Regions from separate parts of the Homo sapiens genome. Here region 1 is linked to region 2. A link is an interaction called in ENCODE POLR2A ChIA-PET data of the cell type or tissue named here. Cell type or tissue: OCI-LY7. All regions are shown on one strand. Each heading gives the region's core, and the rest is flanking DNA. Links, peaks and the distances in the headings are about the cores only. Region 1 has its middle 45 kb from the start of TOMM7. Region 2 overlaps HYCC1 (hyccin PI4KA lipid kinase complex subunit 1).

Region 1 (16,460 bases), core at 7,095-11,094, 220 kb after region 2:
AATATAATGTAATCTTAACATGTTTCTTTTCTTTTTCTTTTTTTTTTTGAGACGGAGTCTCACTCTGTCGCCCAGGCTGGAGTGCAGTGGCGCGATCTCGGCTCACTGCAACCTTCGCCTCCGGTTCAAGGGATTCTCCTGCCTCAGCCTCCCGAGTAGCTGGGACTACAGGCGCCTGCCACCGCGCTGGGCTAATTTTTTTTGTATTTTTAGTAGAGACTGGGTTTCACCGTGTTAGCCAGGATGGTCTCGATCTCCTGACCTCGTGATCTGACCTCGTGATCCGCCCGCCTCGGCCTTCCAAAGTGCTGGGATTATGGGTGTGAGCCACCGCGCCCGGCCAACATGTTTCTTTAAAAAGCACAGAAATAAAACTAGAAGGAAGTATTCCCAAAGATTAACAATGAGTAAATATTGATCTTAATCATAGTATATTGGAGGATATTAGCTCTTCTTTCTTTTTTTAATTTTTTTACAACCTTAGCATACACCAGAGGATGCTCTTATTTTTGGTTTTATTTTCTACATTGAGCATATATGTCTTAAAACTTCCAAAAAATGGAAAAATATGTTTTCCCCTGAAGTTGTCATGGAATAAGGAACAAGGTTTCTTAATTTGGGAGCATATGCTTACTGAAATGGCTAATTTTATTTATTTGTTTTTAGAGACAGGGTCTCACTCTGTCACCCAGGCTGGAGTGCAGTTCTGTAATCATAGCTCACAGGGCCCTTGAACTTCTGGCCTCCAGCGATCCTCTGGCCTCAGCCTCCAGAGTAGCTGGGACTATGGGTACATGCCACCACACCCAGCTATTTGTTTTTATTTATTTATTTATTTATTTATTTTTTATTTATTTATTTAGTAGACATGGAATCTTGCTATGTTGCCAAGGCTGGTCTTGGACATCTGGTCTCAAGTGATCCTCCTGCCTTGGCCTCCCAAAGTGTTGGAATTACAGGCATGAGCCACTGTGCCCAGTCTGGCTTATTTTAATATGTGGTAATTACTGCTGACATGTTAGGAAGTATGCTGAAGAAACATGAGCCTCGTCCTTGTTGCTATAAATTGACCATTCCCTATTGTGTTTGTCTTTGTTATCTCTAACCAGTAGAGTGAATAGTGTGATGATGTGAAAAGGTTTGATCTGTACTGGCTGTTTCCCAGTCTCCCTGGAAATACCAGCAAGATAAATTCCCCATTGTGCTGGATGATTGTGAGTGAGCTACAAGCAGAACTTGATATGCTGAAACATAACACAATTTGTAAGACATTACTGAACTTCTTAGGCAAAAGCAGATATCAAAGTATATGTTGATTAAATGCATATTGCTGAGATTTTCTTCCCCTGAAATTCACCTACCCAGATGATAAGTAATTGCACCACATCTCCTACTTTCCCTGTTAATTCTAGAAGTCTGTAAGAGACGTGCTTTGTGTTACTTCATCTTACTGCTTCTATCCTTTTGTAAATTACCAAAGATCACTATTAATTTGAGCTCATGACATCTTTCTGATATTTTCCTTTGGTACATGTGGAACTGAGTGATAAATGTGGTTCTTTGTCATGAGCACTATGGTCGTAATACCTTCCATTTATATTTGTCCCTTCCTTTGATCTCTTCTTTCCCCTGTGCATCCTGAATCACTTCAGGCCCCCATCTCTCTTTGGCAATCATGATTCCTTCCTGTATTTGCCCCTGTTCTCCCCATCTCATGCCAGCCTTCACATTGTCTTTGGTAAACTTCCTCAGACATGCTGTTCACAAAGCTTAGATGGCTCTGCACTGCCTGGCTGTCATGTTCAATCTCACAGAACGCTATGGTGTCCCAACCTGTCCTCATAACCCCATTCTCCACTGTGGCACCTCATCGCAGGGTGCGGTCAAGCTGGAGTTCTTCATATCCCCAGAACCATCATTCCTCTGCATCGTGGCCCTCACTCTTTCTTGGGTCTGGGAGGCCCTCTCCTCATCTCTGCTGACAGCAATCTTACTTGTCTTTATGACCTGCTGCAGCATGAGACACTCATGAGGTCATCTGTGATTCTTGCTCGACCCTCTGCCTCAGGCAAATCAAATTTTCTTTTCTTTTCATTCCTATTATTATTTTTCTTTATTACTAATATGGCAGTCAATCTCCTATTTGAAGTACAGTTATTCTCATGCATGCTTATTTCATCCACAAATTTCCAAATCTCCACAAAGATCAAAACTACCATTGTCATCTGTGTCTCTTCAAAGTGCCAGACAGGTGTTGTTGTCATTGATGAATTAGCATAGCACTTAATGATTTACAGAGTGCTTTGACAAACATCTGTTCTCTCATCTGCCCCAGCCAAGTCTCACAGGTAGGCTGAGCAGGTATTATTGGAATTACATAGATGAAGCCACTGGGGTGCCAAGAGATTGTGTGCCAAGAGCTTAGTTGCCAATCGGTGTGGACAATAACAATTGGATGCCTGCAATTTATCTCATTTAATCTTCATATCAACCATATGGGGAGGGTAGTGTCACCTGTGCTTTACAGGTGGGGAAACTAAGGCCCAGGGACACTTGGAACAACTTTCCTAATACCCTAACTAGATTGTGACAGAATGGGGGCTCACAGCCAGTCTGCCTAACAAGTAGCACCTACCTTTTTCCACTGAGGGGTACTCCATTTCTCTAATTTGGCATTGAAGATAATTAAATATGAGATTAGCAAGTGTGGCTTCTCTTTAACGTTTAGTCTACACCTCTTGGGGCAAACATGGGTGTCTGATCATTTGGGGACTGTGGACTTTGGAAGCATCGCCCCAGGACCTCGGTGTCCAGCAGGGGGAGTGGGAGAGCAGCATCTATCTGGTAAGAGGTATGAGCTCCTGTCCTGGTGCTGGTGGCTTTGCTGTCTTAATATCTCACTTGGCTTCTGGCTGGTAGTTCAACATCAGTGGTTTGCTATTGTTTTCCCTTTGCTACGAGGAAGGCCTCTGCCATTACTGTTGACCTGTCTTAGATGGCGCGAGAATTGATGTCACAGAGAAACGCTGTCTTTGATTCCCTGTGCTTCATAGGGCAAATAGAATGAGAAGCCACATGGGTTAAGAAGCCCACCTGAGAAAACATGGTAGGACTATAGTATGTGTTGTCTTGTCTTTTCTGGAACAAGGGCAAGCACAAATAAAAATAGAACATGGGAGATGGTATAAACTAGTGGGGAGACTGGGCCCCTGACAGGCAGAGTGTAGAAGGCAGATGGTGGAGGTGGGCCAGGGGAGGGGCACAGAAGGCTCAGGAGGCAAGTGGTGAGGCCACAAGGGTCCAGGCGGGTAGCGATGGGCTGAGCGTGGTACTGCATGCCTTGGCAGCTGGTGGGTTATGTTTGGCCTGCAGAGATAACATTGAAGTAGAGATGGCAGGGATACAGTTGCGGTTGAAAGCTAAGTAAGGATGCAACAATGTACAAAGCTCCGAACTGTGGCTGGAATTGGGCTTTGAGGCAGGGAGCTGGAAGTCTGGAAAGATGAACTGGGGCCTGGCATTGAGCTTGTCAGCATGGGGTTAGGGGAATGCTTATGGCATGGAGGAGGGGATGTACTCATAACCCTGAGAAGGCAGGCTGATGCTGGCAAGCAGGTAGTGGTGAACGCCTAAGGAGGATGGCACCAGAGAGGACCATGGCTTGGCAGAACTTGCTGCAGGAGTCCTGCACCTCTCTTTTCAAGGTGCCCATCTGTAGTGCTTTCTGAATCCAGCTCCCCACATTGTTTGTCCTCTGGTGGGCCTGCAACCAGTTCTGTTCTAGAATTACTTGCTTAGTGAAATGTTGGTAGATGACACATTGCACTTTGATGGTAGGAGTGGGGGCGATAAATTTTGGAATTAAAAATTCTTCCAGAGCCAAGCAAATACAGCTTTTTTGGCCAGTGCCTGGATGGAAGGAACAGACACAAGTGCACAGCAGTGTCACGTACATTACCTCACAGAGGAGGTATTTTGAGATAGGAGCCATGCTTTACGCCCCCTCAAGTATGCCTTGCTAAACATCCTGATTACTCAGAAGATGGTCATCTGAAGCCGAGGGGTCTAAGATTCCTGGTGGCCACCTTGACTTGCCTCCCAGCAAAATCTGCTTTCTTTTTAATTTCCCGGTCTTCAGCACAAATGCATTCTTCTCTTGATTTGTGACAGGCTGAGGAGAAATTATTAGGTTCCTCTTCCTTCTGTTGTTGACTGAGATTCAGATGCGCATAGGTTTGAGCTTCTCTGATGACCCAGGGAATAGTTCCAATTATTTAGTGGAAATGAAGCAACTGTTTCAACATGAGACCCACAGAACTTAAGAAGACATAGTGCCAAGAATTCATTTCCAAGTAGTTAGGGAAACCATTAAGCATTTTTGGTTACTGATGCCAAATTAAGAAACTCACTTAAGCTAAGGCTCATTGTTGGCTTATCAAAATCATAGTTTTGAAAACTCAAAGCATTGAAAAAATGTTCTTTATTAAAACCAAGGAGAAGAAATATGTCTAAATGAATTTTTTTGATGCAAAATCATGATGTGTGTTTAAAAATAACATCCTCCCCCCAATTTTAAAAGTGGTGAATGCTCATGGTAGAAAAAATTGGGAAATATGAAACTAAAAAATTAATTAAGAACATAGCATCTGTAATCTTCTACTTAGAAATGTCCTCTCAAGATTTTAGTGGATTCATTCTGGGCTTTAGTTTTCAGTGTGTGAACTGGCTTTTGTTTTTTTTCTCCCAATAATGCTATGTAGTGAACATTTTCCAGTGTCATTCAGAATAATTACAAACCTTTTAAATGGCTGCATAATCACTGTGTGAATGTGCCATTATTTAATTTTTCTATTTTAGAAATATTCATCTTGAAATAATTTGTCTTACCCAAAGTTGCAAAAACAGCACAAAGATTTTTAGTATACTTTTCAGCCAGCTTTTGCAAATGTTAACATCTTGCATAATCATGTACAATGATCAAAACCAGAAAATTAACTGTGATACAATATTTTAATCTTCAGACCTCACCCACATTTCATGAATTGTTCCACTAATATCGAGGACCATGTCATGCATTCAGTTGTAGTGTTTCCTTAGTTTTCCCCATTTGGGGATAGTTCCTTCATTTTTATTTGTCTTTTATTACCTCAATTTATTTTGTAGAATGTTCTTCAATTTGAGTTTGCTTGACATTTTCTCATGATTAAATTCAGGTTATGCATTTTTGGTAAGGATACCACAGGGATGACGTGCCCTTCTCTGAATCTCAGTGCATCAGTTCAGAAGGTGATGTACCATAATTTATTAAGCCATTTTTCTGGACTTAAACATTTAGGTAGTTTCTGATTTTTACATGTAATTCTGCATCTTTATATCTGATTCTTTTCTTTCTTTCTTTCTTTCTTTTTTTTTTTGATACAGAGTCTTGCTCTGTCACCCAGGCTGGAGTGTGGTGGTGCAATCTCAGCCCACTGCAACCTCCGCCTCCTGGATTCAAGTGATTCTTGTGCCTCATCCTCCTGAATAACAGGGATTACAAATGCACATCACCACACCCGGCTAATTTTTATATTTTTAGTAGAGATGGGTTTTGCCATATTCCTCAGGCTGGTCTTGAACTCCTGACCTCAAGTGATCCGACTGCCTTGGCCTCCCAAAGTGCTGGGATTACAGGAGTGAGTCACCACACCTGGCCTATATCTGATTATTTTCTAACAAGTGATTCTTAAAAATGGAACGACTCAAAGAATGTAACTTTTTTTTTTTTTTAAGAGACAAGATCTGGCTCTGTCACCCAGACAGGAGTGCATGTAACCTAAACCTCCTGGGCTCAAGCAATCCTCCTGCCTCAGCCATCTGAGTAGCTGAGATTATAGGTACAAGCCACTGCATCTGGTGTAAACATTTTTAAGGCTTTCACCAGCATATTTCAAAATTTTTTTCCTGAAAAGTTTTATCCATTTACTCTTATGAATAGAATGCCTCTCTCTCTGACCTTGCCATCACTGAATGTTATTAGCAACAAAATAAAAACTCTGTTAATTTGATTACTATGGAGGCCAATCAGCTCTACATGTATTTCTTGACCATTTAATTACTCTCACACTCTTTTGCACAGTGCTAAGTGCTTTGAATATACTGTCTCATTGAATCCTTCTAACCACTCCCTGAGGATAATACAATTATTATTTATATTTCACAGATTAGAAAAACCTGGGGGGGGGTCAGAATATTTAAATAATGTTTAATTTTAATGTTTACATTCAGATAGCTATTAACTGATGGAGACAGAATTAGAACTCAGAACTTCTGATTTAAAAGCATACGCACATAACATTTATGCTCTCATCTCTTTTTGTGTTACAAAGTATTTTCTTTAACAGTGACAGCTTTTATGTTTAATACTTCCAACATCTTCAAAATGGTAACAGAAAAACCTGTGCTGAGTGGTTCAATTCTTAAAACGTGAAAAGCTTTCAGAAAATGAGAACTCAGAAGGGTTTATTCTTTTCATTAAAAACCTGTCAGTTGCTGAATTTCTTAAAATTGATACTGAGCTCTTTAAAAATAGTTGCAGTAAAATTGCTCCTTTAAAACTTTTGGTGTGTGTAAAACTCTGTTTTAAAAGTGCAAAAATCTTCTAATCTTGCCTCCTTCTGTTTTAGGAATGATATCCTCATGAAAGCAAAGAAAATAAATAGCTTAGTTTTTTTTTTTTTTAATTTAAAAGAGACAATAGTAACTCCAGACATTGGTTTCCCTCTTTCATTTTCAAAATGCTCATACTTGAATTACCTACCCTGTGAATAAGGGAGGGCAAGTTTTTCTATCTCCTTATAGAAACAGAAGCTGAGAAAGGTTCAGTGATCTCTCTAGTCATACAGCTAGTTTGTAGCAGATTTGGTACCAAAATATAGGCTATGTATATATCAGCTCTTTCCACCATATAAAAATAACTTAGGAATGAGGTGTGAAACACTGAAATTCTAAATACTCCTCAAACTTTTATGTCTTTTCTGAGTAAGAAAACAATATCCATTCTGGATATCTTAATTTTGGTATCTCACAAATTATCTTAAGAAAGAGGGCCGGGTGCAGTGGCTCACGCCTGTAATCCCAGCACTTTGGGAGGCCAAGGCAGGCAGATCACAAGGTCAGGAGATCGAGACCATCCTGGCTAACAGTGAAACCCCATCTCTACTAAAAATACAAAAAATTAGCCAGGTGTGGTGGCGGGTGCCTGTAGTCCCAGCTACTCAGGAGGCTGAGGCAGGAGAATGGTGTGAACCTGGGAGGCGGAGCTTGCAGTGAGCCATGATTGAGCCACTGCACTCCAGCCTGGAGACAATACAGCGAGACTCTGTCTCAAAAAAAAAAAAAAAAAAAAAAAGAAGAAGAAACAGCATGTCAAAAATGAAACTTATTTTCTCCCTAAATCTATTTTCTCAAAATGTCAGTGAATGCCTCCACCATCTTTCCATGTGCTTAAGCCAGAAACTTGGGAGTCATCCTTAGCTCCTTTTCTCTTTCATTCAATCCTCAAGCTCTGTGGTTTTATCTCCTGAGAACACTCTTATTCCCTTCCTTAGTTTAGACTATTACAGTATGGAGTTGACCCTTCAACAAAGTGAGGGCTAGGAGTGCCATCCCCCCACACAGTCTAAAAACCCTCATACAACTTTTTACTTCCCCCAAACTTAACTACTTATAGTCTACTATTAATCAGAAGCCTTACTAATAACATAAACAGTAGATTAACACATCTTTTGTATGTTATATATATATTATATACTGTATTCTTACAATAAAGTAAGCTAGAGAAGAGATTAATATTATTAAGAAAATCATAAGGAAGAGAAGATATACTTACTATTTATTAAGTGGAAGTGGATCACCCTAAAGGCCTTCATCCTCATTGTCTTCATGCTGAGTAGGCTGAGGAGGAAATGGAGGGGTTGGTCTTGCTGTCTTGGGGGTGGCAGAGGTGGAAGAGGTAGAGGGAGCAGGAGAGGCAGGCACCCTCGGGGTGACTTTATGGAAATACATCATAATTTCTGTTAGACTTTTGTGCTTTTACATTTATTTTAAAATGTTTCTATATGGTACCGATCCTTCTTCCACTGTTTGCTTCTGTTTTAGTGCCTGTAACATAGCAGAGTCCATGTCTTAAAAGTAGTCCAAAGCAGTCTTGAATAATCAGAACCCTTCTGCCAGATTGTCTAATGTCAGTTTGTTTCCTGGCACTGCTTCTACATCTTCCTCATCCTCTGGCACTGGTTCAGAAGCACTCGTCTCCATCAAACCATCTTCTGTTAATTTCTCTAGTGTGGTGTCTATTTGCTCTTAAATATTTCCATGATTGCTATCTTGAAGCTCTTCATCACCCACCCCCTCCACCCCACTGTTTTTGCCATATCCAGTTTCTTTCATGATTTCCTTGATTGGCTCTGTTGTTAATCCTGTGACGTCATGTACAACCTCTGGACGGTTTTCTCCAGCAGGAGTGTATTGTTTTGGGCTTGATGGCTTTCATGACTTTTTCTATAACAATGATGGCATCTTCAATGGTGTAGTCCTTCCAGGCTTTCATAATGTTCTATCAGGTTCGCTTTCATAATGTTGACAATTCTTTCTAGAGATTGCACTATGTAATGAGCTTGAAGGTCTTTATGACCCCCTGATCTAGTGGCTGAATTAGAGACCTTGTGTTTGGGGGCAAGTAGACCATCTCAAGGCCTTTAATGTTGAACTTTTGGGGTTCTGGGTGGCCAGGGGCATTGTCCAATATCAAAAGAACTTTAAAAGGCAACCCCTTATTGGCAAGGTACTTCCTGACTTCAGAGACAAAGCATCAATAGAACAAATCCAGAAAAAGTGTTCTTGTTGTTCAGGCCTTTTTGTTGTATAACCAAAATACTTATAGTTGGTATTTATATTTTCTCATCAAATCTCAGGGGTTAGCAGCTTTTTAGTTAAGAGCAATCCTGGTCATAAACCTGACTGCATTTGCACAAAACGGTAGAGTTACCCTCTCTCTTTCTGCCTTAAATCCTGGAGCTCACTTCTTTTCTTTACTAATAAATATCCTTTGTGGCATTTCTTTTTTTTTTTTTTCCAGAACAGGGCACTTTCATCTACATTAAAAATCTGTTCAGGCAGATAACCTTCCTCCTCCATGATTTTCTTAATGGCATAAGGGAACTCACCTCTTGGTCAGCAGAAGTTGCTTCTCCTGTTATCTTGACATTTTTAAAGCAAAACCTCTTTCTAAAATTATAAAACCATCCTTTGCTGACATTAAATTCTCCAGTTTTATATCCTTCATTTTCCCTTTAAGTTGTGATTTAATGACTTTACTTTTTCTCTAATTATATTCGAGCCCATAGATGTGCCTTTCTTATAGCAATCCTGCCCCGCATAAAAACTGCATTTTCTTTATTTTAAAGACAGAGTCTCACTCTGTTGCCAGGCTGGAGTGCAGTGGTGCCATCTAGGCTCACTGCAACTGCCGCCTCCCAGGTTCAAGCAATTCTTCTGCCTCAGCCTCCTGAGTAGCTGGGACTACAGGTGCACACCACCACACCCAGCTAATTTTTTGTATTTTTAGTAGAGACGGGGTTTCACCATATTGGCCAGGATGGTCTCGCCTGCCTTGGCCTCCTGAAGTGCTGGGATTACAGGTGTGAGCCACTATGTCTGGTAAAAGATGCATTTTCAATACGAGACAGAAAGGTGTTTTGGAAAAAGTGCAAAATTTTTGCACCTAGTGGCATAGCTGCATTGACAGCTTCACGAATTTCCTTTTCTTGTTTTACAATGGTCCTTACGCTGGATTTATTTATCTTGAATTGGCAGACAACTGGAGTTGCAGATCTCAATCTATGGTGCATATCAAGCAATTCAACTTTTTCTTGTAATGTTATGACTTTTTTTCTGCTTTTTGGGAGCATTTCCAGCATTATTTACTAGTGGCACTTTGTATGGGTCCCCTGGTGTTATTAAGGTAAATGGTGTTACACTTAAGCATGATGAACCAGAAGAGGTCACTTTTTACTGTGACACACAATTTACTGGAAAGATGAAATGTTCACTCAGAGATAATTAGTGTTACATGGTGTTAAGCATATACTTGTGACACTTGAGCTCACTGCAGTAGCAGCAGGAGGTGGCTACAAAATTATTACAATAGTATAGTATTACTACACTTAATTTCATGTAGTTATGATTTAATACTACATCTTTATATTTGGTTACATTTGTCTTGACTGTGAATAAGTGTTTGCATGTGTTTTGATTAATTTTAACCTTTTATGGTAGATTCGTGTATATTTTATGGTAGTAAATGGTAAAATAGATTGATAACTACATGTTCTATGCCTTCAAGACATACCTTTTTCTTAATTTTTAAAATATTTCTCAACTGCGGGTTTGTGAGTTTTTTTCAAATTATTGTAAATCTCCAAAATCTTTTCTAATACATTTGTTGAAAAAATCCACATGTAAGCAGAACTTTGCAGTTCAAACCTGTGTTATTTGAGTCAACTATGGTCTCTTTCCTGAGTTTACAGCAGTTACTTAACTGCAATCTACCCCTCCAATCTTGTCCCCTGACCTATCCCATTCTTCCTTATGTGGCATCCAGAATGGCCTGGCTCCAGGCCAATAGCATCTGTACACCTAGCTGGGACATGGGTAGAGGAGCTGCTCTCAACTGGCCATCCAAGGAAGATATTGTATGGACGGTTACAGGGGTCTTGGGTGTAATTGATATCCCCAACACATTGTAATATTCTTTTAAATTATATCAAACTATACCATCATGTCTTCTCATATCAAGGACATATTAAGGGGGATACAAATGGATGGACACATGACAGCTAAGGTCTGACTGTCTCAATCAGGTTTAACTAGGTCCTAGCGAGGCAATTATTCAGAGCCTTGTTAGTTTAACAGCTTTGATCTTCCTGGAAGCTGAATTTGAATAGAAGGAAAACTGCTGATTGTGATTAATGTTATACCCAAGGATTTCTGTGGGAAAGTATATGTGCGTGCATGTGTGTGTGTGTGTGTGTGTGTGTGTGTGTGTGTGTCTTAATGCTTAGTCTGTCTAATTATAATATCTGAATCCTATCAATTTTGTGTTCTGCTGTCATGTAGAAATGATTCACTTGGGACTAAAATTGTCCAGATGGATGAATTCTTTGGAGAACTGAGGATTTACTTCTTTAAACTCGAAAACTGTGTATTCGGCATTTTGAATCAGAAATGTGTTATATACTCCCCCATCAATGTAACCAATACAAATTGTTGTTTTATTGATTACTCAGGACTTTAAATATAAGTGGGTACAGTGATGTTTCTAGGGTCTATTGAGAAATAGCAAGGTATTTGCCCCATCATTAAATAGCCACAGATAGCTATTTTCAACTTTTTGTAGTTTTTCTGTCTCCTCCACTTGATATTTCATGCTGTTGCCAGTGAGTTTACCTGTAGCAACTCTTGTTTCCATTTCCAATTTTGTTGAATCCTGGAGAAACCAAACCAAGCCTTAGATGGTTGTATGTAACACAGGAGTAAATAGGTCCAGAATAAGAGTGTAGGGGCTTATCGCTCTCTCCGGTCCATGCCTCCAAGATGACAAAGAAAAGAAGGAACAACGTTCGTGCCAAAAAGGGCCGCGGCCACGTGCAGCCTATTCGCTGCACTAACTGTGCCCGATGCGTGCCCAAGGACAACGCCATTAAGAAATTCGTCATTCGAAACATAGTGGAGGCTGCAGCAGTCAGGGACATTTCTGAAGCGAGCGTCTTCGATGCCTATGTGCTTCCCAAGCTGTGTGTGAAGCTACATTACTGTGTGAGTTGTGTAATTCACAGCAAAGTAGTCAGGAATCGATCTCGTGAAGCCCGCAAGGACCGAACACCCCCACCCCGATTTAGACCTGCGGGTGCTGCCGCACGTCCCCCACCAAAGCCCATGTAAGGAGCTGAGTTCTTAAAGACTGAAGACAGACTATTCTCTGGAGAAAAATAAAATGGACATTGTACTTAAAAAAAAAGAGTGTAGGGGCTTATCTAGGATCAAAGTGTATACATGTCAGAACAGAGGCTTTGTTATATCCACTATTTGAAATTGGTCTTTAAAGACTAATCGTAAAATAAACATCCATATATTACATCTGCCATTTGAAAGTCAAAATGGTAGATTATTGGCAGTTTCATCTGGTTAAACCTAATATATATATACCATGCTTGAGTGAGCTGGATCAGTGTTTCTCAAATTACTGTGGTTAGCTTTTTTTTTTTTTGTAATTTCCACTCCATCACAGACTAATTCTTTTGCAAAAGACAATAAAAATAAATTGCTAGAAAAATTAAATGAAAAGAAAACATACAAAATAAAAGCCCGTTTATTTTATTAGATTATAGGCATAAAATTATATTTTAATAAAAATAATCAGAACAACCTCATATAGGAAAAAGATAGAAAACTGCACATAATATGTATACATACACTTGATTAATATGGAAATTGCTGTACATGCACATTTTGTCCTTTTCCATCATAACTAAACACAGTTATAAGGGAAATAATGATTTGTGGTTTTGAACTTATGTTTTTTTAATTCAAACACCACTTAGGTTTCAGCGTTTAGGTGGTTCCATTACTTCCCTAGCTTCTACAAATAACACCCGGGGGTTTAGCACTTGACCATAACTTACAGCTACAAAATCAAACGAACCCAGCATTTGAGGGATCATATTTTGAGAAAAACAGGTACAAACTCTTTTGACCTTTTTCTCTTTGGAATCATTCCCATTGTCATCATTTAGTCAACAACTATCACTACATTAAGAAAAAGTGTGTCTTCTTTGAGCAAAAATGTCCAGTGAAGTTTATTTTGCCATCTGTTTTTTAAAAGGGCTTGACCAATATTTAAATTGGTGTGAGGGGGTGGAGTGGGGGTTTTAATGTACACAAGTCTCTTAATCCCTGGTCAGTGAAGACTGGAGACTCCAGGGCTTGGAGAATGTGTTTCTTAGATCAAGACATCTAAACTGCTCAAATGCTAAATTACTAAGGATCACTGTGCCAACTGTTGACTTGCGACTTATTATTTAGTTATGGTTAATTTGTGAATCACGTGAATATATCAATACATCTTAACATCTGAAAACTGATTATTCACCTAGCTAATGCTGTACACTATTGTAAATTATAAAGTGGAATTAATCTATTCCACTCATATAATGAAAACAAAATATTCATAGTAGAGATAAAATATATAAAAACAAGCAAGTTGGTTTAAGTGGTTCATCAAGTCTCGGAATATTTTCATTGTGTAACTAAAGACACTTGTCTAGAAGGTGTGATTTCCTCTTAGATTGGGGCCCCACAATCTGTGTTTAAACAAGCCCTCCAGTGATTTTGATGCATGCTAATTATTGAGAAATATTGGGTGAAAGCGCACATTCTACTTATCTTCAGTTTTTCTAGGTTGTAGGGCATGAAGAGGAAGGCAGGAGTGCTGTTAACCAGCCTATGGTCAAGTTAGGCTGAATATAGATAACAATATAAGCTGGCTTATCTGGGCATTCTGTCCTCTGTTTCAAAGGCAGTAGGCGTCCAAGGGATAACAGCTCCCCAGCACAGCTGCCTTTTGGTCACACTGCTTCAGTCTGGACTGTTGTCCTCTAAACCTGATACACCGGTATTACCCAGAAACCCCCCTCATCGTTCCACCTTGAGATTACCTTCAATTCTCTCCTCTTTCCTCTACTCCATGTCTTCCTTTTCCTTGGCTTATTTTCTTGTTTTGGTGAAGCCCAAATGCAGTACTTACTTCCAAAAGAATGCATGAGATGTACATTTTTGGAGTCCTGGAATGTCTAAAAATGTGTTCATTCTGTCTTCACACTTGATTAATTGCTTGGATGAATTGAGAACTGTTGACATGCCATTGCTCCATCCCTTCAAAAAATTTCCGCAATTTTTTTATTGTGATAAAATACATATCACATAAATTTAGTATCTTAATGATTTTAAGTGTATAGTTCAGTGTGGTATTACCTACATTCATAATGTGCAACTATCACCACTGTCCATCTCCATAACTCTTTTCATCTTGTAAAACTGAAACTCTGTACACATTAAACAACAACCCCTCATTCCCTTTTCTCCCCATCCCCTGGCAATCATCATTCTACTTTTCCTTTCCTTTTTCCTTTCCATTTTCCTTTCCTTTCCTCTCCTTTCCTTTCCTTTTCTTCTTCCTGATGGGATCTTGCTCTGTCACCCAGGCAGGAGTACAGTGGTGTGATCATGGCTCACTGTGGCCTCAACCTCTCAGGCTCAAGCAATTCTCTCACCTCAGCCTCTCAAGTAGCTAGGAATAGAGGTGCATGCCACCATGCCTGTCTAATTTATTTTTATTTTTATTTTTTGTAGAGATGGAATCTCTATGTTGCCCAGGCTGGTCTCAAACTCCTGGACTCAAGCAATGCTGCTCCTGCCTTGGCCTCCCAAAGTGTCAGGTTTACAGGTGTGAGCCACTGCTCCCATCCCCACCGTTCTACTTTCTGTTGCTATCATTTTCACTACTCTACCTCATAGAATTGCAATCATAGGCTGGGCACAGTAGCTCACACCTGTAATCCCAGCGCTTCGGGAGGCCGAGACGGGCGGATCATGAGGTCAGGAGTTCGAGACCAGCCTGGCCAATATGGTGAAACCCCATCTCTACTAAAAATACAAAAATTAGCAGGGTGTGGTGGTGTGTGCCTGTAATCCCAGCTACTTGGGAGGCTGAGGCAGGAGAAACGCTTGAACTCAGGAGGTGGAGGTTGCAGTGAGCCAAGATCATACCACTGCACTCCAGCCTGGGCAAGAGAGAGAGACTACATCTCAAAAAAAAAAAAAAAAAAAATTGCAATCATATAATATTTGTTTTTTTTTTTTTTTTGCTTATTTGTCAACATTTGGCTTATTTCACTTAGCATAATGTCATCAAGTTTCATCCATGTTATAGCATAGGTCAGAATTTCCTTCGTTTTAAGGATGAATAATATTCCATTGTATGTCTATGCTGCATTTTGCCTATTCATCCCTCAGTGGACACTTGGGTTGCTTCCATGTTTTAGCTATTGCGAATAATGCTACTACGAACATGTGTGTACAAATGTTCAAGACTCTGTTTTCATCCCTAAAAAACTAAAAACAGAACTGCCATATGATCTAATAATCCCAGTTCTGGGATATATTCAAAGGAATTGAAATCAATATGTTGGAGGGATATCTCCACACACAGAAAGACAAATACCACATGATCTCACTTATATGTGAAATCTAAAAAAGTTGAATTCATAGATGTAGAGAGTAGAAATGATGATTACCAGAGGCTTGGGAGAGCACTGGGGAGCAATGGAATGGGGAGTTTTGTCAAAAAGTACAAAGTTTTGGCTGCACAGAAAGAATAAGTTTTGAGATCTATTGCACAGCAGGGTGACTGTAGTCAATAATAACGTATATTTCAAAATAACTAAAAGAGTAAGTTTCAATTGTATCACCACAAAAAATGTTAAGTAAATGAGGTGATGGATGTGTTAATTAGCTTGATGTAATCATTCCCATTGTATATATATGTCAAAACATCACATTATACTCCATAAATATAATACAATTATGATTTGTCAATGAAAATAATATTAAACAATTTAAAAAATAAAATTGCAACCACTTCTCCACCTCCTCAAAGACACCGTTTCAATTCTTTTTTTTTTTTTGTAATAAAGTTTTATTTCTTTCAAGTAAATTTTATTGTGTATATTTGAGGTTGACAACTTGATGTTATGGGATACATATAGATAATAAAATGGTTATTATAGAGAGGCAAATTAACATATCTAATGTCACACAGTTACTTTTTTGGAGCAAGAGCAGCTAAAGTCTACTTATTTAACAAAAATTCCTAATACGATTTTATTAGAGTCCTCATGTTGTACATTAGATCTCTACACTTCTTCATCTGTGATTGCCACTTTGTAGCCTTTGACTTACAGTTCCCCATTCCCCACGCACCCCCTGCCCTGGTAGTTACTATTTTCTGTTTTATTCTCTTTCTCTATATGTTTGACCGTTTTTTTAAAAAAAATTTAAGATTCTACACATAAGTGAGATGAAGCAATATTTTTCTTTCTGTGTCTGGCTTATTTTGCTTAGCCTAATGTCCTCTAGGTCCACCTCCTATTGTGGCAGATGACAGGATCTCATGTTTTAAGGCTGAATAATATCCCATTGTAAATATATCTATATAACTCTCACATTTTCTTTACTCATTCATTCATTGATGAACACTAAGTTTGATTCCATATCTTGGCTATCGTGAATAGTGCTGCAATGAACGTGGGAGTGCAGATATCTTCAGGAGGTGGTGACTTCACCTCCTTTGGGTATATACCCAG
Region 2 (14,316 bases), core at 10,317-14,316:
TTGTTTGCCAGTGCTTTATTTGCATTATTTTTAATCCTTAAAACATCCCTAAAAGACAGATGTTATTATCTATCATTCACAGTTGAGGAAACTGGGACTTAGAAAGTTTAAGTAACTTGTTGAAAATTGGCCCGGGTTTTTTGGACTCCAGAGTCAGCATTCTTTTCATTATGCCATGTTGCTTCCTTTATTTATTGAGCTATATTAAAACACTGGGGGCTTATAAGAGGAATATAGGTGGGATTCCTCTGCTTGTAGAAAGTAGTAGAAGAGGCCGGGCGCCGTGGCTTTCACCTTTAATCCCAGCACTTTGGGAGGCCAAGGCGGGCGGATCGCGAGGTCAGGAGATCGAGACCATCCTGACTAACACGGTGAAACCCTGTCTCTACTAAAAATACAAAAAATTAGCCGGGCATGGTGGCACGTGCTTGTAGTCCCAGCTACTCAGGAGGCTGAGGCAGGAGAATCGCTTGAACCCGGGAGGCACTGGTTGCAGTGAGCCAAGATTGCACCATTGCACTCCAGCCTGAGCGACACAGTGAGACTCCCTCTCAAAAACAAAACGAAACAAAAAAAGCAGTAGAAGAGAAATCCTAATTATGCTTGCTGTAATTTGTGTTGACTATATTTTTATTTAAAATGTTTTTATAAAGGGAATCCTTCTAGTAAGCTTCCCTACTATACTTATAATATCTAATTTTTAACAATTGCTGTTATTTGGAGATGAGATTTTTTTTTTACCCATGATAATGATGGGTTGAGAGGAAAGGAAGGACAGGCCAAGAAAAAGCATGTAAAGAAAAATAAGACTAAAACTTTTTGTTTTCACTATGAGAACATCAAATATGTCATACAATTTTAGGTTGCACCTCAGAAAGGCCAGCCTCTTCATGGAAATCATATTGAGCTAGTCACAAGATGGTAATTAAAGCAGATGCTCTCCATGTCACCAGATTATAGAGCTCCAAAGAATTTATTGTAATACAGTGTGATTTACTGAATTTAGGTTTCATCAATCAGGAATTAGTTATTGGTGAAAGGGTCTAAGCAGATGTTTGGTTTTTCTATAATAAACCCTTTCTTCAAAAACAATGTGTAATTGAAAAAGAAATGCTTAAAATACTTTAGGGATTAAACAATCTTATAGGACTTTCAATTACTTTGGGAGGAACCAAGATAGAAATTTTTGCTCTGCTAATTTTAGCCTCACATTCAGCTACAAAACAACGTCTAGGTTACATTCTGCTATACTAGTATAAGACAGTATTATTGAAAACTTTATCTTAAAAATAATTTTATATTTCAGCCTCTGCTAAAACAAATTGACTCTTAGCCCAGTTAATATGAATCAGCATGGTCATACTGAACTATTTATTTCTGCTTTGGTTACTATAATGTTTTTAAACCAAGAAAAACAACTATATTCATAATATCCACATAGTTTCTGATTGGGGAGAATCAAATAGAATTTTGTACAGTCAAGATCTGTTGTTTTTATTATTATGGCCCTATTAGCACACATTACCACCATTAACTGTGTTTACTTACATTTTCTCATTGCACTTCCCTCTTTGCCCTACTATTTTCTGTTGAACATCTGAGCCTCTATTGGCAGACCTCATTAAAGGCTGAAAGTCTCATTCCAACATATTAAAGGGCAGCGACTCCCTCTAAGACATTAACTCCCAACTTAGTTGGAATTTGATTCTCTTAACATTTCTGTCTTTCTTTGTCCCCAACATTGTAAAAAGGAAAGCACTTAGAATGCAAAGAACTTTAAGGAATCAAAGTAGAGCTGTGCTTTGGAAACCATATTTCCATATGCTGTTATGTTTGGGAGAGAGGAAAGAGGGGTTATTGATAGCAAAATGATTGAAAGATAATGTTTACATTGGGCTTTCTTTTACATTCCTCCTCATTTTTTCTCATAGCATTTATTTATTTTATTTTATTGTTTATATTCTGATTTACCTTGATTTGTTTTAAAAGGACTTAAGGCACACTCATTTCTGCTGTTTTAGGTTTATTTGTCTCTCCTAATAGACTGTGAATCCCCTAAGTCAGCTATGTCGTATTCATTTTTGTAAATCTAGTATCTAGGACATAGTTGGCATTTAATAGTTTATGAATAAATGGATGATATTTAACCACCTTAATATAAGAAAAAAAAAGAGCCAGGCTGGTTGCTGAACCCTAGCTTACTGCAGCTTTAGTGGTATTATGGGCTGCATTGTGTCCCATCCAAAATTCATAAGTTGAAGGCCTAACCCCCAGTACCTCAGAATGTAGCATCATTTGGAAATAGGGTCTTTAGAGAGGCAGTTAAGTTAAAATGAGGTAATTAGGATGGGTCCTAATTCAGTATGATTGGTGTCCTTGTAAGAACAGGAAATTTGGATAGGCTGTATAGAAGGAGGACAATGTGAAGACATAGGGAGAAGACCGCCATCTATAAGCCATAGGGAGTGACCTGAAACTATTCTCTCAGAGCTCTAAAAAGGAACCAACCCTCCTGAATCTTGATCTTAGACTCCTAGCCTAGAGAACTGTGAGAAAATAAATTTCTGTTGTTTAAGCCACCCAGTCTGTGGTACTTTGTTACGGCAGCCCTAGCAAACAAATATAGGTGGCTTTTATACTTGGATGTAGCAAAATCTCAAATACCCTTAATTTGCCTGTTCCCAAGAAATAGTTTGCCAAGGCTAATGTCAAAGCCTCAAAAATTTATATACTTCCCCTAGGTAAAACATGGAAGAGAAAAATTTGGATAGCTTAATGAAGAAAGTAATAACTATTTGCCTCCTCCTTCACCTTTCCCAATACAGCCAATGGCAAGCAACTGGCTAATTCCTTAATTTAATTGAATTTGTTTAGTTTGGCAAGGAGAAAGTGTTTACAGGGTATTTGTGTTCCTAGGTGTTCAAGAGCCTCTCCCTGGTTGCTTCTTCATGGTAGAAAATGGAAGGGGAAGACTAAATAAAATACTTTTTAATATGATGTTGATTTGAGCTAATTGCTTGTGTATAATCTTAGTCACATTATTTTACTTGTGTTATAGTCAACAGGGGCAAAACAGTATATCTTTTACATGCCCATTGCTGTGGTAGTTGCTGTACCCTTTGATCATCAACTAGTCATACTGAGTTGCCACAGTGGTTTTTCAGCATTTTTCATTACATGCTGTAGCCGCAAACTATATGTATATATATATATATATATATATATATATATATATATATACAATTTTTACCATTATTTCTTCTTGACAATTTTAATTGAGTTGTATATCAAGTAGTGCTGTGTTCAGTCAATTTTTATAGTGCTTTGAGATGCTTTGTGAAGAGAAAATTTCAAACATATACAAAAGCAAAACATTTGCTCTTTCATCGTTTGGAGGCAGTTTTCCCAGAGTTCTGAAAGTAGGGTAAACTAAATTAGAGAACTGAACAAAGGTCTCAGCCCCAGAATTAAAAAAAAAAAATGTTTGCCATAAAGCAAAGGAAACCAAAACCAAACAGAAAACCTCTGACTTAGGGGCAAATAAGAATTTTGGTCTAATTTTGGCATTTCAACTTCAGTCACACCCATGTTTTTGGATCACTCTTGTTACCAGTATGTAGGCACTGTGGTAAATACCAGTTGATAGATTTTTCTCATCTTTTTTCTTTTCCTTCATTCCAACTGAGAAAAATACTGCAACCACATGCTAGCAAGTGGCAGAGCTGGGTCTAAGTAAATTGAATACTTTTTCTCCAGTACCCTACCATGTTCTTTTACTACCCTATAGTTCTCAACCTGGCTGCCAAACACAATCATCTGAATAATTTACTTTTCCCTAGCAATTTATTTTAAAATGAAAATATCCTACTTTTCAATTTAGAATGAAAATATTAGGAAGAAGAAAAGAGTAAACCAGAGTAAATTATTTATGAGACAAGGGAAAGGTTTTGAACTGTTTTAGGTGCCATGGGTAGGGATTGCTGATAGCATGGTGATTAGAATGGGGTCTTTGGAATTGGGCTGCATGGGTTCTAACCCTAACTTAACCACTTTGGTAGTGTGTGATCTTGGGCAAGTTACTTCTTTAAGTGTTAGCTTTCTTTTTTGTGAAATAGAGGTTATGTTAATTTACCAGCTAGGATGGCTATGAGAATTCAATTAAAATTCCAATAAATCGCTTAGCATAGTGCCAGAAACATAAGTGCTTGAGGAATGTTAGTCATTATCACAACATTATCTATGGACATCTACCATTGCTATGTATGACACATTTGGTCACATTGAGTGTTTTCCAGACCATATTCCCAATGATGCCAGTTGTGTATGGACAGCAAAGGATCCCATGGTCAAATACATTTAGGAAAATATTTCATTCCAAATGCTTTTCTTAGAGATTAATAATACAGATTTAGCATATTAAAGGCTCTGAAAAGTCCTTTGATAAAAAAAAAAAAAACTTCTTTAACTTTGTCAAGTAGTTAGTTAAATTTTCACAAGGAAAGCCTTTTTTTTCTGCTGTCCTCCGAGGTCTGTCTTCATGTGGCTTCTTATGCAGATGTCTATCCCTCAGCTCTTGTAGCATGGTGGTTGCCTTCTAAGAGGGATTATTCAAGAGGACAGGCCCTAGGTGGAAGCTCTTATTAAGTCTCTCCTTGCAGCACCTTGCTAAATTCCACTGGCAAAAACATGTCACTTTGCCAATTCCAGCATTGATGTGGAGGAGGACTATACAAAGGACTAAATAACAGGAGAGATCGTTTGTTGAAGGTCGTAAATATAATAGTAATAGTGTACCACATATTTTTAAAAAATGTCCATGATATATTAGGTGAAAAATAATCAAGTTTTGGTAGAATGTGATTGTATTTTTATGTTAAAATCAAAATATAAATGGACTATGTATACATGTATGTGTATATGTGTATATATACATATGTACATGTTTTGATAGAGCAGATATATTTTGTTTGGTTGAGCAGATATCTATATAGATATAGATAGGTACCTATCTATATAAATATATTATTTGGTTGATATCTTTTTCTTGGTTGAGGAGATATATTTTGTTTTGGTTTAGATATACTGCTCAATATTTTTAAGAGTAGAGAGTTTTCAGAACTGCTGATTATATAGCATATGTGTAGAAAAAAGTTTGAAATAATATAAAGTTAACAGTATTTTCTTTTGAAGAGTGGGATAGCAGCAGTGAGAAGGATGATTATTTATTTTAATTATGTGGAAAAGATTTAAGTGTGGCCATTTAAAAAAATCTCCCGTAAAGAAAAATATTAGCAGGGATGGGAGATCGGTTTTCTCCCTAGGTGTTGATAGTTTTTGTGTATGTTTTATTTTCTTTCTTGGTGGAATTTTTATAATCTTTTATAGTTGCATAGTGAGCAGAACCCTTGTTTTAAACTTTTCATTGTTGATTTTGTGTATTTCTGATAATTTTCTCATGATGGCCCTTGCAATTATTCGTCTAGAAAATGTAAGGTGCTACCTTGACTTATTTTCCTCTCGTCTATTCCCTGCTTTTCCTTTGCCATCTGGATTACAATTGCCTTGAGGACACAGATCATATTTTACTATTCTTTTGCTAATGGTGCAAACTAATAGAAACACTTTGCATTATACTCAGCAGGCAATCAAGGGCTTGCTGAATTATTAATGTTGCAATTTGAACATATACTAGTATTGACTTTTTGCATATACGACCTCCCATTCTATGTTTGTTTTTGCTACTTCTGTTTCTTTGCTCTTACTCTGACTCTGCCCAGCCTACTGTCTGGATAAATTATATGAACGGGCTGTCGACTTGACATCCTGTTCAGTGAATATGTAGAAAGCATTTCTAATCACCATGTTATTTAATATGCAATTGTGTGATAATCATGTTAATGAATGTGATTGAGGTAATTATTATAGTTCAGCACTTTTACACTGATCTCTTAAAATCTGTTAACATAAACTTTATCATTTGTATGTTAGTTATCAGGGCTTACTGAAGTTTGATTCACTGAGGTAATACTTGAATCACTTAGTATGTGCTGTAATTATATTTTGTAAAAGGTGGTGCAAACATTTTGGAAAGCTTTATTTCAGCAATAACTGCTCTTGTAGATTTTTACCCAATATTAAATGTAAAATAATTTGTTTGTGATATTTTTATATTTAGTGAAATACATAACATATTAATGGACTTTTAAGATTTCTTATAACATTCTAATAAGAGGTTTTCTAAGTCAAGATTATCTGCATCAATCAGTCTTTAAAATAATCAGATGATGCTGTTTTGGTTCACAGATGCAGTGCCAGTTCTCTCCTGGCAGCTTACCTTGCCAATGCATGCATTTCATTAATAAGAGCCCCAAGTTTTTCCTAGGTAGGGTGTAAAAGCTGAGGAGTGAAAGGAAGGTAGAGAAGAGAAGCATAGGCAAAGACATGGAGCCTGGAGTGGCATGGATTATTTTGGAGAATAGTGTTAAGTAAAATTTGGATAGGTAAATTATGACCATATTTTAGGGAAAGTTTGATGTAGAAGATTTGTGAGGTCTGATGTCATGGTGTGTTCAGGAGAAAAGAAGTTTCAGCAAGATTATATGGCAGCAACATGCATGGTGCACTGGAAAAGGGAAGAAATCAGGAGCCAGAAGGCTGTGTGATCAGCAGATGCAGAGGAAATAAGGGCCCAGACTCAGGGCGTTGCTGTGGAGATGGAGAGCAGATGGTAAATTTGACGGGCATTATAAAGGGTGAAATTTATTCTTCTATTCAATAAATATTTATTAGATACTTGCTGTATGTTACTTATGCTTATAGTATCTGGACTGAAATTTGCCTGTAGTTACTAATACAGTTTAAAACTTAAAAATTATGTTATATAATTTTTATTTGAAAAAAATTTTAAAAAATGTTGAACCACTGAGTCATGTGCTATGTTAATGTCAATAAGAAGTGCTCATCGTAGTGCCATAGTTCCCAGAGATCTCACCATTCTGTCTGCTCTTATCTAAAAGAAATCTAAATTGTTAATAAATTGTACATGATCTTAGTCAAGGCTATTTGAATGCTGGCTCAAAAAAGAGGGAGAATATTTGCAATAGAAATCCAAGAGCAGTAACTGTTGGCCTCAGAAGTTTCATAGCATTCTGTTTGCTGCATTCTTTTGGTCAACATGGTTATTAAAAAATAGTTCTTCCTAACTTCTCTTATTAGAGTCCAAATCAGATATCCTTTCCCTGGAAAAAATGTTCTTCTGAAGTCCTGGAGGATCTTGTCTATGACCATACCACCTTGAACGTGCCTGATCTTGTCTGAAGTCATGGAGGATCTGAGAAGAACAGGAAGATAGAAATGGGAAATGAGAAGAAAGAACTTCTTACCTTCTAATTGTTCTAGCTTTTCCAACAGAAACACACTGGGCTGGTTGCCACAGCACACTGATATCCCAACATGATCTTATTTGTCCTTGGGGTAGGCAAAAGATGGTTTAGCCAAAAACCATTTTATAGAGTAAAAACCTATGTTCTATTCTTGATAATCAGACACTTGTTTTGTGATTTTTGGGGAAAATAGGCCTAAGTAATAGGCCTTTGGAAAGACTTCCCAAACCTCTCTTACTATGAATTATATTACTTCTCCTGGTGCCTTGAGAGGCAGCTTTATTTACTTGATGACCTAGGTAGGCAGTGAGGCATCAACACTTCTTTTTAAGCAACAGCACATATACTGTCCTCCTTCACAATTGATTGGTCAGTTTCTAAGCAGCAAAATCCTAAAATTAAATTAATTTTATTCTGTAACATAATCTGAACATTTCTCTCCATTCTGTTTTCCTGAAATTCACCCAGGAATTCTTGATAATCTTCTGGTAGCGCTTAATTTAACTACAGCAATGGCCTCATTGCATAGGAGAGAAGTTTAAAATTTCGTGATGTGTCACAATCCATTTATAGAAATTTGGTTGCTCTATAAATTTATAGAAACTTAAGCTTCATAATGATATATAAAACAAATGGTTATAAAAAGTTTTATAGTAGTTTGTCGTTAGTGCTTAATGGTGAAGGGGATGATGTAAAAGATAGGAATAAGGAAATTTTTAGAGTTTTACAGTGAAAGTTACAAATACTTTTAAAATATTCTTATAAAATAATTAAAATGTTATATGTCTCTGATGACAACACTAAAAGATAAATTTTGGTAATTGTTATTAATAACATAATGTGGGAATTGAAGAATAAGACATTTGACTTAGAAAGGTTTTATTGTACATTGAAAATATAAAAAATTAATGTTATACAGACTTATTGGGCTAGTGAAATACTACATAGACTCCTAGCAAGCCTTCTAATGTAATTTTAAATATTCTGCTCCGGAACATGTTTGGCAAAAATAGGAAGTTAGTTACACAGCAGGAAACATGTATTTTAATTGTCTCTTTTATCTTTGAGAAGAATAAAGTTTTTACAAATGCAAGTATATTTTGAATATTACTAGAGATGTCTAATTAGATTTATAAAGCTTGCAGAGTTATATAGTCAAGTCTTTGGCATAGATGTTAATAGGTTACATATTATATATGAAATGTGGGGGTGGGTTAGCAACTTGTAGAGAGCCTCTTGCTGCTTGCTGGTAGAGAGAAACAGTTTTTAAATCATTTTGTGGCCAGTTTGCTTTTTGTCCTATCTAAGCTTTACTGATACCTTTAGTCAGAACTGTTACTCATCTTGAAGCCCAGGGCTAATGGAAAGAATTTTTTTTTTTTTTTTTTTTTTTTTTTAACAATTGTACTGTACGTGGTAAGGACAAAGAAAAGCTTATGTCAGCTAGTAAACACTGTTGGCTTTTTAATTTTTTATTTCTTTAAATACTTATCCTACAATAGTACTCCAAACCTCACCATCACACAGTATACCCATGTAACAAACCTGCACATGTACCTCCTGAATCTAAAATAAAAGTTGAAATAAAAAAATTATCCTATACTTTATAGAATTCCATTATTCTCTTTCCTACATAATGCATTGATATTTCAGGATTCATTTTTAATGTTTGTATATTTTTGCTTCTTTTTTTTTTTTTTTTGAGACGGAGTCTCACTTTGTCATCCAGGCTGGAGTGCAGTGGTCTGATCCTGGCTCACTGAAACCTCTGCCTCCCGGGTTCAAGTGATTCTTCTATCTCAGCCTCCCAAGTACCTGGGATCACCTGCACATGCCACCATGCCTGGCTAATTTTTGTATTTTTAGTACAGAGGGGTTTCACTGTGTTGGCCAGTCTTTCTCAAACTCCTAACCTCAAGTGATCCTCCTGCCTCAGCCTCCCAAAGTGCTGGGATTACAGGCGTGAGCCACCGCACCCAGCCATACTTTCTCTTCTAAAGATATTCTTACTTTTATAGTTAAAAGGAACTTACCAGGGGCCAGGCACGGTGGCTCATGTCTGTAATCATTTTGAATGGTACTTGATATTCACATGACGTCGTGTTGATGTTAGCTTAGATCAAGGCAGTGCTTGCCCGGTTTCACCACTATACAGTTACTCTTTTCCTCTTTCCGTACTCTCTTTTTTTGCAAGTGAATAGCTATGTCCAGTGCACTCTCAATGGGGGAGCAAGGACTAAGCTCTACCTCCTGGAAGAGATAGTGTCTACATCTGTTACTGGGAATTCTTCCGTAAGGAAACTTTATCTCCTATTCTCTTATTTATTTAATCATTTATTTATATGAGTATGGCCTCATGTATGTTTATTTTATACTTTGGGTTATAATGCAGTACTACATTACTTGTTCTGTTGCTTGGATTGTTCCAGCTTTGGCCATTGGGTGTTCTTTCAGGTTGGCTTAATATTTAAGAGTATAAAGAGTCCCTAACCCAAATGTTTGAAAACAGGTGGTCTAGGCTATGATCATAGACTTTGATCGTAGGATTGAGTAGCTGAGGCAGATAGGAAGAAAATATTGTAGGAGGAGAATTCTAGGAATTAAGACTTCTAGGAATTTAGACTTCAGGTAAGAAAAAAAATCACCAAGATTTAAGCAGGAGTTGTTTGAAAGCATGACAGTGAGCTAGGAGCTAAGATCATCCAGAAATGAAGGGGAGGGACCGAGCAGGGCAAGGGCGTGGGGTGGATTGATTGATAGATGATGGTGATAGAGTTTCAAAGCAGCTTTGGGTGGATGGTTGAAGGAGGAAGAGAATGATCTTGAGTGGTAATAAGAAGAAAGGAGAACACCTACTTTACCTCTAAGCCCAGTGGTTTGTTTCAGGGATGTGTGAGGAAATGCAATCACTATTTGGTAAGCTTGCATGCAGGGAAACTAGTGTCTCATGAAAAGAAGAAAGCAACATTTGAAGAACTGTTGAAGATGTAGAGGATTTTGCTGGTAATAGACTGTAAATTCCAGAGGACCCATGGAAGTATATCGTCCTTCCAGAATTAGGATGGGATGGGAGATGGGAGCAAAACAGAAGATGTACAAAGAGTTATGATGACTAGTGTGTGAGATGAGTGTCATCTAGGTGTCTGTAGCTTCTTGTGGTGCTGGACATAAACAGAGATGAAGGGAATAAAGACTTTAGTCCTGGTGGACCTAAAGCAGACAGTGGTGGTGAGACTGTGAAAGTTTCAGGATAGGGAGGCATGTCATAGACTCCCTTTTGAGTTCTGCAGGAGACAGAGAAGTTTGGGGAGGAACAATTTTATTCTGAGCTTGCATGCGTGCTAAACAAGTGAGTGTCCATGTGAGCTCAGCTATACAATGAGGGCTCCCATTTGATCTCTATCAAGTGGAAGATAAGAGACCCAGGGCTGACTGGTGTTACTAATGTATAATATACATACAGAAAAATGTACAGTTTATGAAATGTTTAGCTTGGCAAATTTTCACCAAATGTATACACTTGAGTAACCAGCACCTAGATCAAGAAACAGACTGTTATCAGAACCGACAAGATAGGCCCCTCAAGAGCAGCCACTATCCCAACTTCTAACACAAATGGATTCGTTTTATCTGTTCTTGAAATTTACATAAATGTAATTATATAGTATGTACTCTGTTTTCCTGCATTCTTTTATCCAACACTGTAACACAGATATAGTTTATTCATTAAAAGTTATATTTTGTTGTATAGAATTTCAGATATTGTACAGTATACTGTAATTTATTCGTTCAACTACTGATGGACATTTGGTTTGTTTCTAGTTTTTGACTATTAAAAAATACCTGCTGTAGCCAAGCATGTGGTACACTCCTGTAGTCTCAGCTACTTGAGAGGCTGAGGTGGGAGGACCCCTTGAGCCCAGGAATTTGAGGCTACAGTGAGCTGTGGTAGCGCCATTACACTCTAGCCCGGGTAACAGAGTGAGACTCTGTCTCTAAAAACAAAACAAAAACAAAAGCCTATTGCTCAGATGAACATTTTCTGAACATAGCTTTCAGAGAACATATGTCCTCATTTCTGTTGAGTATTAACATGGGTAGAATTTCTGGGTTCGTAGAGTATATGTATATATCCTCAAGTTTAGAGGATATTGCTAAAGAGTTTTCCAAGATATTGTACCAATTTGCATTCACATTAGCTGTGTCTGAATATTGATTGCTCCATATCTTTTTCAACACTTGGTGTGATCTTTCATTTTAGCTACACATGCGTACGTGTGTGTGTGTATGTGTGTGTGTGTGTGTGTGTTTGTATGGTGTATTTCACTGTGGGTTTTAACTGACATTTCCCTGATGACTAACAAAGTTGAGCACGTTTCATGTGCTAAGTTTCCATTTGAGTAAGTGATGGTCTTGATTTCCTATAGGATTGTCTACCTTTTTTCTTAATAATTTATGAGTTCCTTATATATTCTGGATATGAGACTTTTGCCATGTATATGAATTGCAGATATCATCTGCCACCCTATGGCTTTGCCTTTTCATTCTCCTAGTGGTATCTTTTGGTGAGTAGAAATTCTTACTTTCAAGGAAGTCCAGTTTATCCTTTTCCCCTCCTTGTGATTAGTGCTTTTGTGCCTCTTGTTTAAGAAACCTTTGCCTAGCCTAAGATTATGAAAGTACTCTCTTGCATTTTCTTCTAAAAGCCTTATGGTTTACTGTTCACAATTAGATCTGTGGTCCAACTGAAACTGTTTTTATTTTTGCATACAGCATGATCTCTAGGGTCATGGTTCTTTTTGTCCTCCCCATGTAGCTATCCAAATAACCTAGCCCCATTTATTATAAAGAGCATCCTTTCCTCACTGAATTTCAGTGTCATTTTTGTCATAAATCAGGTGACCATATATGTGTGGGTCTGTTTCTGGCCACTCTATTCTGTTCCATTGGTTGTTTTCTATTCTTCTGACAGTGCCACCACTGGCTTAATTACTATAGTTTTTGGTAAGTTTTATACTAAGCTTTGCTGTTGGAAGTCCAGGTCCCACAGTTCTGTTGTTCTTCAAGACAGCCCTTGACTGTTCTTGGTTCCTTGTATATTCCTCTTGATTTCTTTTAATTTTTGAAAAATTAACCTTAATTTTAACTGGAGAGTTATTTTGAATTTTTGTAAAAATTTTACCTCCCCATTTCTATGTAACTTGATGTAGTGTGGTTCCATTTGTGATAACTTTCTGTCCTAATTTATTAAACAATGGAATTCATACAAAAGAAAACTTTTGTGCATTTATATTGGCTTTGCTTTACAAATATACATAACAACATAAAAAAAGTAGATACAGGCAGACAGAAAATAACAGTAAGACAAAGAGAATTGGTTATGAAACTCACAGTATTCATAATATAAAAACAAACAAGTTACTCCAAAGGAGAGATTTTCCTAGTACTGAAAACTTAAGATGTGAATTTTCTAGACTCTGTTGGCTTTTAAGGAGGATAAATGTCATCTAGCAGTGCTTTGGTAACATTTTGGACATAATTTCAAAGCCCAGTTTCTCCAAACAGACAGTTCTATAAAATCAATAATACAGTACATATATGTGGTTTTCTGTTAGTCTGACTTGATCCAAGGAGAAATATTTTTTATTTTAAAAATAAAATGCGTATTACCCAAGTAATCTTTTATGAGTGAATGAATGAATGAATGACCAAAAAATGTTTTAATCATGTTTTTTTATGAGAATTAGACAGCAGGAACCTTAGAATGTATTCTTTGACAAGAACCTGCGTTGTTCATTAAGGCATATCTGGATACTTTCGTAGACAGCTGAGCAGAGTTTATAAGAATTAATAATAATAATAATATTGCATAGTGATAATAGTTTGTTGCCAGGAATGGAAATAACTGCTTTTATTTGCATTTTAAAATGTACTCCTCACAATAACTCCTTGCAAATAGGTACTGTCATTATCCCTATTTTGCAGATTAAAAAAAAGTAAGGCAAATATATCTTACCCAAGTAAGTAATAGAATCAGAATTCATTTCTGGCTACTCTACCTAAGTTTCTACTACCTTATAATGCTGATGAAAATTAAGTAGCTTAATGAAGGATTTGTGACTGAATTTGGAAGTTAGGAAATTCAGATAGAGCTCAAGTTTTCCGTCAGGAAATAGTTTCCAAGTCTACTCCCATACAAATGGATAGGTAAAGAAAAATACGTTGTATTTTGACAAACATTTTGCTTGAGATAAAACTGTTCTGCATTTCCTTTAGCTTACTTCTTTAAATTTATACTTAAGTAAATCCCAGTCTTCTGCATCACTGTTGTCAAATATGGTCATTTTGAATATTGTCACTTTTACTTTTTAAAAAATGAACATTACACTTTCAAGAAACCACATGGCTTGCCTAGTTACTGTTGTAAAGAACTGAAATATAAGCAAATTAAATTACTTTAATGCTTTCTATAAAGTCAATTTTGGATGCGTGTCTTCTTATATTTTCACAATTTTGAAATATTTTCTGCTTTCTTTTAAGATAAATGATCTTTTTGAAATTATTTTATTGAAACTAGGGAAAAATGTCCAATATGTTTTGCAGCTGGCATTCCTGAAAACTAAATGAAAATTGGAGAGCCAATTTCATCATGTTATGATATTTATACTTTTGTCAAAATTCTTGCATTTTAAGGCTTGTTTGTGCACATTGGTTTTGAAATGAATTTAGTAATTTATGTTTGAAACTCATTTCACAAATATGAAGTAAAAACTTTATAGGATTATCTCTGTTCATAGTAATCTGACTAAATAAAATATATTCAAAACGTTAACATTTTTCTATGTTAATTTTCAGGTTGAAGGTTTAGAACAGATGTGGAAAAATGTTTACTTCAGAGAAAGGGGTTGTGGAGGAATGGTTGTCAGAGTTTAAG

What was found. Peaks named below come from ENCODE experiments on the same cell type or tissue, not always from the same donor. Only the 100,000 strongest peaks of a DNase experiment are listed, where the experiment ranks them.
Region 1: POLR2A ChIA-PET joins it to region 2 with 7 read pairs; 2 of 35 experiments call an interaction of 5 or more read pairs at or near these places.

What each region holds. Positions count from the first base shown.
Region 1 is chr7:22,769,168-22,785,627 of GRCh38, reverse strand. It overlaps the pseudogene RPS26P32. Among named protein-coding and RNA genes, the nearest start is that of TOMM7, 45 kb to the left of the region's middle. RefSeq lists an enhancer at 3,084-3,584. In OCI-LY7, for the core only: no CTCF peak of the experiment used is centred there; no DNase peak of the experiment used is centred there.
Region 2 is chr7:22,991,061-23,005,376 of GRCh38, reverse strand. HYCC1 (hyccin PI4KA lipid kinase complex subunit 1) reads left to right here. Exons shown (of 11, transcript NM_032581.4): 2 at 14,238-14,316. The coding sequence starts at 14,266. Among named protein-coding and RNA genes, the nearest start is that of HYCC1, 16 kb to the left of the region's middle. RefSeq lists an enhancer at 12,329-12,408. In OCI-LY7, for the core only: no CTCF peak of the experiment used is centred there; a DNase peak (open chromatin) is centred at 12,146; H3K4me3 peaks cover 1,937 bases; H3K27ac peaks cover 4,000 bases.